Linked DNA regions of Homo sapiens: region 1 is linked to region 2. A link is a contact called in ENCODE Hi-C data. All regions are on one chromosome and are shown on one strand. The core of a region is the stretch at or near the end of the contact, and the rest is flanking DNA. Distances in the headings are between cores, read along the strand shown.

What was found. A loop is a pair of places that touch in the nucleus more often than their neighbours do. Pooled maps may share reads with other maps.
Region 1: a loop to region 2 is called in a map of GM12878, with 4 times the contacts of the local background. The contact joins the promoter of CXCL12 here to the enhancer-like site in region 2. A Hi-C loop is called at or near these places in 1 of 168 maps with a recorded cell type or tissue (GM12878), 1 of 37 single-sample maps with no recorded cell type and 3 of 50 pooled maps.

What each region holds. Positions count from the first base shown.
Region 1 is chr10:44,383,092-44,387,298 of GRCh38, reverse strand. CXCL12 (C-X-C motif chemokine ligand 12) reads left to right here and starts at 2,202. Exons shown (of 3, transcript NM_199168.4): 1 at 2,202-2,354. The coding sequence starts at 2,294. RefSeq lists a silencer at 464-673 and enhancers at 2,567-3,258, 3,259-3,952, 3,953-4,207.
Region 2 is chr10:44,259,760-44,264,082 of GRCh38, reverse strand. No RefSeq gene overlaps it. Among named protein-coding and RNA genes, the nearest start is that of LINC02881, 31 kb to the left of the region's middle. RefSeq lists enhancers at 1,878-2,007, 2,108-2,187, 3,198-3,257, 1,246-3,430. Within about 2 kb of position 2,272, at least 6 of the 41 ENCODE cell types and tissues checked have a DNase peak (open chromatin) inside an H3K27ac peak, as active enhancers do; they include GM12878, where a contact is called at or near this core.

The DNA.
Region 1 (4,207 bases), core at 953-3,452, 120 kb before region 2:
CCTAGCATTTAATGGCCTTCTAAGTATTTTATGCGTAATTACTTATGCTTAGCGCCATGTGCTTCTAAACGTTTAGTGCCTTTTCTAAACTACTTCAAACATGTAGCCCAGGTCTAGCACATAGTGGGTGCTCAGTAAGTATTTAACGAACGACTAGCGGAAGGGATGGCCCCATGGGTGCCACAGTAGCTTCTGTTCTGGGGCCTCAGGGCGCCTGCGGGAGGGGCAGCGGCCAGGCCTGAATCCCTGGTTCGCCCTCGACTCAGCCCACGCGGGCCTTTCAGGCTTCTGGGACAGATCCTAGGTCCAGCTGCCCACCTGATTTTGTGGCAAAGAAAAAAAGAAGAAGAAGAAGCGAGAGGCGATGGCGTTTGCTTTGGCCAGATTTAAGGGCAAGCGAGGCTGCGCGCGGCTCCCGCAGGGTCGGATCTCCGAGCTCCAGGGCGCCCCTCCACCCGGGTGTAGATTTCCCGCGGACCCCTTCGCCCTCCCGGGTTTCATCAGCTGCGCAGGAATGGAGCTGGCCAGAGCTCTGGGAGCGGGGAGGGAGGCGCCGCCACCAGAGGGCGCCGGAGCCCCAGCGCTGCGGCCGGTGAGCGGCCAGGCTCCCCGGCCCAGCCCAGCAAAGGCCTGGGGACGCCCGACGGCTGCCTTCTTCACTGGACCTCACTGCCTTCAGTTCTTTAAGAGCAGGGCCAAGTCAGTGGGGTTCCCGGCTCCAAGCCCAGTGCCCAGGGTGGGTGGGTGGGTGGGTGGGTGGGTGGATGGATGGATGGATGGATGGATGGAGTGCCGGCCCACAGCCATCTAACGGCCAAAGTGGTTTTGGAAAAAAAATGCACAGAAGACACCTACTCCCACCAGCGGAGTTCCGGAGCCCTCGCAGCCTCCTGTTGACCGCTCCCGCCTAATGCAGCCGCTGACCGCCCACTCCCCGACGGCCAGGACTCCCCAGGGACAGGGACGTGTCCCCAGGGCAGGCCCCTGGATGGACGCGGCGACTGACCCCACTTCGCTGGACGCTGTGCTGGGAAGGACACAGAGAGGTGGCTGGGGCAGCCTGCGGTCACAAAGCGAGGCCCAAAGGGGCGCTCTCCTCACCCCCACGTCTCCTGGGTGCCGACCTGCACCCTCCCTTCGCCACCGGACTGGGGCCATCTGGGATGTCTCGGGGGTATCCGGAGGGCTAAGCACCGCCGAGGGACGGCTCCGTGGGAAGAGTTTTCTGGACCCAGAAGGCAGACGCCAGTAGTACTGTCCTAGGAGTCGGAGGTCGGGGTGGGGGAGTTCTCAGCTCTTTGGGTCGCACGGAGCTTTTCTTGGGTAAGGCAGTAAGTACTTAGGTTTAAAGGACTTACTTACAGCTACCATTTATTGAGTACTGTCTGCTTGTCAGACACGATGCAGAGAATTTCGCGGCGTGGGGCGGGTCTCATTGAATCTCCCGTCCCACTCCGCGGGGTGGGCCTGTGATTAGCTCATTTCACCATTGAGAGGTCGGAAGTACAAAGGCTACATTCGCTTTTACTGAGAGCCGCCGGCGCCTTCTGCTTTGTTTGTACAGGCGAGGAAACTGAGGCTCGGCTGGTGGCGCCGTGGGCTTGGAGTCCGAGCCACGCTGACTGCAAAGACGGGTCTCATTCCCGCAGATCGAGCTCTGCCGGCGGCTGCGCCGCAAGCCGGGCAGGTGGCGAGCTTGAGCCCCCACGCACAGAAAGCAGGACCCCCTCGGCTGCCTTGGGCCGCCACCGCCAGCAGGCCCTCCGCCCGGGACTAACTTGTTTGCTTTTCATTGGTTCTCATTCAGTTCCCGCCATCGAAAGGCCCCGTCCCGCAGCTTTCCACGCGCGCCCCACTTTACGCCTAAGGTCCTCAGTCTCTCCAGTGGGGCCCTGTCACAGGGACAATAAGCGGCCCTCCAGCCGGCGTCGCTCAGGCTGCGGACCTCACTGCAGACCGGGCCAGCGGTGCGGGGCCCAGCGGAGCCTGAGAAGGTCAAAGGCCGGAGCGCACTGCGCCTCGGGAGCACAGAGGGAGCGGAGGAGGGGCGAAGGGGATGGGTGGGGGGTGCCGCCGAGGGAGTCGCGCGTCAGAGACCCCGGCCACGGCCAGCACTCGGCTCCGGGCCCGCCCCTCACCGCGCGCCCCGCCCCGCCCCGCCTGGCTCTCCCCTCTAAAGCGCCCGGCGCGCGCCTCCCACCGCCGCACTTTCACTCTCCGTCAGCCGCATTGCCCGCTCGGCGTCCGGCCCCCGACCCGCGCTCGTCCGCCCGCCCGCCCGCCCGCCCGCGCCATGAACGCCAAGGTCGTGGTCGTGCTGGTCCTCGTGCTGACCGCGCTCTGCCTCAGCGACGGTAAGTGCGCTCGGCGGGGAGGCCCTGGCGAGGCTCTGGGCTTCGGCTCCCGCCCGGCGCAGAGCCGCGGCTCCTCTGCCTGCGCCCGCAGTTTGCGCCGCCCGACACAGTGGGGGTGGAGGCAGCTCGCTTAGCTGGGCGCTCTGGTGCGGTGTCGCGTTCAAAGCCCTACTTTTGCGCCGAGGGTTTGTGACCTGCAGAGAGCGACCGCCTGACCTCAAGCTGGCTGCAGAGCGAGGTCAGCCGGGACAACTGGGCAGGAACGCCCCAAGAGAGCGTTCGGGACTGGCGCGGGAAGGCGCGAGGGTGGGGAGCCGCGGACCCCAGACCCCTGCCTGCCCACCCTCCACCCACTGCCTTCCCGCTGCGGGCTCGGTTTCCACAGGCGAATGGGCTCCGAGGTCCTGCTGCGCACAGTGCTGGAGGTCGGGCGGTGCATGGCGAGAGCGCGCTTTGCAAAGTTCGCCTCATGCCGCGACTTGAGGCTGTGAGGTCCGATGCAGCCGCGCAGCCTCCGCTCCCTGCGAAGCCGATCCTCTCCCCACACCCTCGCGGGGCTCTTGGCCAGGCGCGGGCGGGCTGCGCGGCGCAGCTGTCGGGCTTGTGCCACCCGCCAGGCCGCGCTTCTGCACAGCTCCGCGGTCCGCAGCGACGCGGACCTGGGCGCGCGTCCAGCCGCTGTCTTCCTGTCTCTTCTCGGGTTCACCTGAGAGAGGCCCAGGGACCCTCCGAGCCTCACACGCCCCCTCCCCAGCTCCCCAAACACACCTGCAGACAGGCTCTTTTGTCACCAGCTGGCCAAGCGCTTTGCCCCAGAATGAGAGCTGCAGCAAAGTTCAATCTCCAAGGCCCTGGGCCACTGGGAACCGTGGTGTCCCGTTTCACTGGGAGAGGGCTTTTTTCTTTTCTTTCGCTGAAGAGAAACTCGCTGCGCTGTCACAGGACACCGATGCAAACCAAAATAAACTGTTGCCTCTGAACACACAAAACAAAACCCTGTGGCTCAGGCCGCTGAGCTTCCTTGGCTGTGAAGTTTCCTGCAAAGAGTTGAAGGACACTCTGAGTGCTCTTGCAGCCGCGGGCTGTGCAGGCCCAGCGCGCCTCGAGCCCTTGGCTGGGTTGGTGCAGACGTGGCCCCGGCGTCCTAGCTGGCTTGGACTGTGCGCTGGTGTGAGCAGGACCAGCGCAGCTGAGTCGGGCTGGAGAAGCTGGGCAGCCTGGGGTCGTGGCGGACTGCCTAAGTGTTAAGGACACAGACTGAAGGCAATTGGGAATGTTCGTCGTTGATGAAAAGTCCCTGAGGCTGTGTCTGCACACTGACCCCCCCCCCCCCCCGCAAGTCATGGGGCATGTTTCTAGTTTTTATTGCTGGATATTCTTCTGTTCCTGTAAGGTCTCTGGTTTGGGCAGTTATTGACTGATTGGTGGGATGAGCGCGGAGGTGTCACAGTGCGCCGCTCTGGGAAATGGTGCTGCCCCCTCCCCGGAGGGCTGGAGAGAGGATTGGAATGAGGAACCTCGGTCTTTGAGTTATGGGTGCAACTGACCTGGGGGAAGCACAGAGACGTGGGGTTCATCCCAGACTCCTCCTGGCCTGGGAAGGGTGACATGGCCCTCAGAGTTGCCCCATTGGCAGCCAAGTAACCAGGGCAGGAGCCTGGGCTCCAGGCAGATCTGCTCCTTACACACATCGCCAGAATGTTTTGTTTTGTTTTGTTTTCCCCTCACCTCACAGTGCCTATGTGCCCCCTATCCCCACACTTAGTCCTCAAGCTGCACTACAGAGAGAGCTTGGCCAGGGGTCCTGCCCCTCCCCCATTGGCTGACTTCCGTCAGGCAGCTGGGCCCTTGGG
Region 2 (4,323 bases), core at 1,023-3,522:
ACATGATGGCAAATATCGAAGACTGGTTAATCCAAGAGCCAAGAACTGTTTTATGGCTCAGAAGTGGAATGTAGCTTTGGTGACAGTGAGCTTTTCCTGTTAAAAGTGTCCCAAAAGATTTGCCTGTGGGTTGTCATCTGAACTCCACCCATGTCCTCCTCCCCCACCCCATCTGGAAGATGCTTACTAATGCATCCCAAATTTAGCACTCCTGCAAGGCTCAGACTGGGGCTGATTAATGCATCATAACTTTCAAATTAAAGGCAGAAATGCTCCATCTTCCTCCTGTATCTACACAATTACTCTGTAGATTGCTTGCAAGGGGACATCAAAAGGGGAAAAAAAAGCACCAACCTACGACATTGTAGTTGGGATTGTCACTTCCTAAAATAAAATGCTCATTTGCCTTACGTAAGTCCATTATCACCCTGTGCAAATTCACTCTAGATGTTAGAATGATTAGCCATTGTTCATCTCCACATTGGGTGTATTAACACGGTCCCACTACACGCACTGTCCAGACTGTGTTGGTTTAAAGGAAGTCCACAAGTTCTTGAACACGCTCTTCAATAGGCAGACCCCTTCCCTGACATGTGGGTGGCCTTAGTGACTAACTTCTGACAAACAGAGAAAAGGCAGAAGTGATGGGGTGCAACTTCAGGGAATGAGTGTATTCATTTTCTGTTGCTGCATGATGAATTACCAGGAACTTATTCTAAACTTCGCAAATGTATTATATCACAGTTCTCTAGATCACAGGTGCCGTATGGGTGGTCTTCTGCTCAGGGTCCTACAAGGCTGAAATCAAAGTGCTGGCCAGGACTGAGATCTCAGCTGAGGTCTGGGGCCCTCTGCCAAGCTTAACAGGGGCTAGGAACACTCTCAGCTCCTAGAGGCTGCTCTTGGGGTCTTGGCACCTGGAACCCTCCATAATATGACCCTTCGCTTCTTCAAGGTCAGCAGGAACTTCCTTGGCTTCAAATCCTTCTGATCCATTTTAAAGGATCCCCTGATTAGATCAGGCCCACCTAGGATAATACTTCTGATTAACCCAATGTCTACTGATCACGGATCTTGATTGTAATATTCCTTCTGCTGTATAATGTAACATAATCATGGGGGTGAGATCGCACCATTTGTGTAAGTCCAGCTCACACTCAAGGGAAGGGGATTGCACAGGGTGTGTACGCCAGGGGATGGAATGTAGGGAACCATCTCAGAAGTCATCAGGATCTCCTGCTCTGGAGAAAGCCAGCTGCCATAAAGTGAGGACACTCAAGCAGCCCTGTGGAGAAGTCTACATGGATGGAAGGAGGTCTCCTATTAGCAGTCATCCAGAACCCAAGGCCTCCAGCCAACAGCCATGAGGGAAGCCATCCTGAGAGCAGGTCCTCCAGCCCCAGTTGAGCCTGCAGATGATCCAGCCCCAGCCGACGTCCTCACTGCAACCTCTTGAGAAACCAGAGCCACAACCACCCAAGTGAGCTGCTCCCAGATTCCTGATCCTCAAAGCCTGTGTGAGATAATCAATTTTTTCTGTTTGGAGATGCTATTTTCTAAGGCAACTGGTTGCACAACAATAAATAACTAATACACAGCCTTTATTCACTAAAAGAGTAATTAATAACCATGGGAAAAAGGTGCATCGAAACATGAGAAGAGAAATCCCAGCAAAGGTGCCTTCTTCCCCTCTCTATCTTCACAGGCAGAGCTCAACTCTGGGCCTTGTCACACCCCCAGTTATGCTGTGGTCACCACTGGATCCCTTCCACCTCTGTAAGGGCGCTGAGCCATCCTCCCAAACCTCCAGTCTCAACCCAGTGCCCTGCTGCTTCATCCCAAGTTTCTCCCCAGTGTTTTCCCTGGTTCAGACTCATAACTCATTCTACTCCAAGTGCCAAGCTCTCCAGCCTGAATGCCCTTCTCTGGACTCATTGCTTTTCTTGCAGTGGCCTTGTCCCTGCTTGTGCCTTCAAGCTGGGCTGTGAGCTGGGGCTGGCTTGAAGGCCACTCTCAGCCTCCAAGGGGGTGCAGCTGGGGCTTCTCGGCCCTGGGCTTAAGGCCATGGCTACAGTCAAGCCATTTCCCAGTAGGAAGTAAAGCACTTAAATCTGGGTTGTTTTCTTCTCAAGCTGTAAACTCAGCACTAGATGACAAATCGCAGCACCCCCACATCCTGCCTGCCTGGCCTCCCACGCCTCACTCACGTGGCAATCTCCAGATAGTGATGGGGATTCCCGAGGGCATGCAGGGGCCAGATGCCCACTTGTGCCCTGTGCCTGGGTGAGTGAGGTGTGCAAGGTGGGCCTCTGTTCTGCTGCCAGCCCAGCCAATGATGGCAAGGACAGAGGGTTCAAAGCTCTGACCCCCATTGTAAACAGGGGGCAGAGGAGCCGCCCACCTGAGCAGCATCAGATCCATGCAAAGTGCCAGGTGGAGGTGAAACACAGCCAGCGACACGACTGTTGGTATTTCGGGTCAACTCACCTTGAGCTGGAGGGAGCAGTCAGCCTCCAAGAAGGCACGACGTGACACAGTCCAGACCCCTTGCCCGCCTCTGCTGGCCGTGAGTAATTGGCACTAAACACGGGATGCGTCTGGGTTTAATCTAATCTGAGCTCAATTACTTGACTCCGCTGATGGAAACCCGCCCAGGCTCCAGTGCTTCAGTGAAGAGGGCGCTGAGGTCGCCTGCTCACTGCAGCCTGGGGTCCTGTTCCTTCTGCTGGTGCAGGTGTGCAGCTCTGATACGCAGCGCCTGATGGGACTGCAGGGACAACTCCAAGAGCAGGGTTCTCTAGCTCACTAGGCTTCTGCACTCATTGTTCACCTGAACCCAGGGCACACGTGGGTGTGGGAGGGATGCAGGGGAGACCATGTCCTCAAGGTTTGGTGCCAAGATGGGGGCCCCAAGGCACACACACCTTGGTTGGTCCCTCCCTCATCACTGCTATGGAACAGGGCTTAGCCCACGCACCGGGAGAGGCTCCCATAGAAGCCCTGGGAGAGACCCAAGTCCTGGGAGAGACCCAAGTCCTGGCTCTGAGCCACCCTCTGCTCCCCACTTTCCTTCCCATCTGCGTTTGATTTTCTGAGGCCAGCCTGTATCTCACAGTGGGAGCCATTCCTCTCACTGTACACAGACGCCCTGGGCCTGGCTGGGGAGTCCCTAATCCCACCCCATGAGCCTCTTTCTGCCTTGTCAGGCCCACTTCTAGCCCATGCTGTTGAGGCATCTCTGCTCCATCCAGTCCGCCCTGCACTCAGCAGCTCTTGGTGTGGAACCCATCCAAGTGCGCCCCGGGGCTGTTTGGATGTGTGGGTTCCCGAGTCGGCCTGCCCTCAGCACCCAGCTGCACAGGCTTGGTGGTGGCGGCAGGGTGAGAGCCCTCCCCACTGGGTCTCCTCTGTATCTATGGGAATGGGCTGCGGCTGCCTACAGAGGAGCTCAGCCCATCCCCATCTCAGGGCTCAGGCTGGGTCTGCGGGGCGCAGGCAGGAGAGTATAGGCCAGGGCTTTCCAGCAGGAGGTGAGAAACTCCCACAAGGACACGCTCTGCTGCTTCTGGGCCAAATAGGCACATCTGGGGAGGAATGGGCCTGCTCGCTGGGAATTCCCCCTGAATTCCCTCCGGATGTCACACCTCTGCTCCCCCTGACCCGAGGTTGCCCCCAACACCTCCACTCTGATTTGGAGATTTAAAAGGATGTGCAGTGAAAGGATGATAAAATCCTCTATCTTATTTATTTTTCTCTCAAATTTCTAACTTGATGGCTAGTAAGTTGTCAGTGAGAGAAAGAGAAAATGTATGGTAGACATAATTTTGAATAACAAGTTGAAGCAATTGGGAGCCATCACTGTCATTTGGGACAGCCTTAAGCTCTCTCAATTAGCTGTGTAATTTGGGATAATTTACTCAACCTCTCTGTTCCTCAGTTTCCTCATCAGCAAAATGTGGAGATAACAGCGCCTACCTAATTGGGATGCTGTGAGGATTGAGAGAATACACAGAAACAGCTTAGAACACTACCTCAATTGTTCTACACACACCTGAGTTGGCAAGTGTGTGAAGTAACCTCCTCCGAGTCCTGGACTGTGGACAGTGATGCCACCTTTTGGCACAACTCCCCTAGAATTTAAGGAGACCAAGACATTGTGAAAACCAAGTGTCTCCCACCTTGCCAGGACCTATAAAGTCAAGGGCGGTGCTGGCATATTTTGTTCCTGTGACAGGGGCTGATGAGGTCACTGTGGGAATCACAGCAAGTCCAAGTCCATGAGGCTTAGGGAGAAGGCTGTGCATCACCCTCATGGGCCGGGAG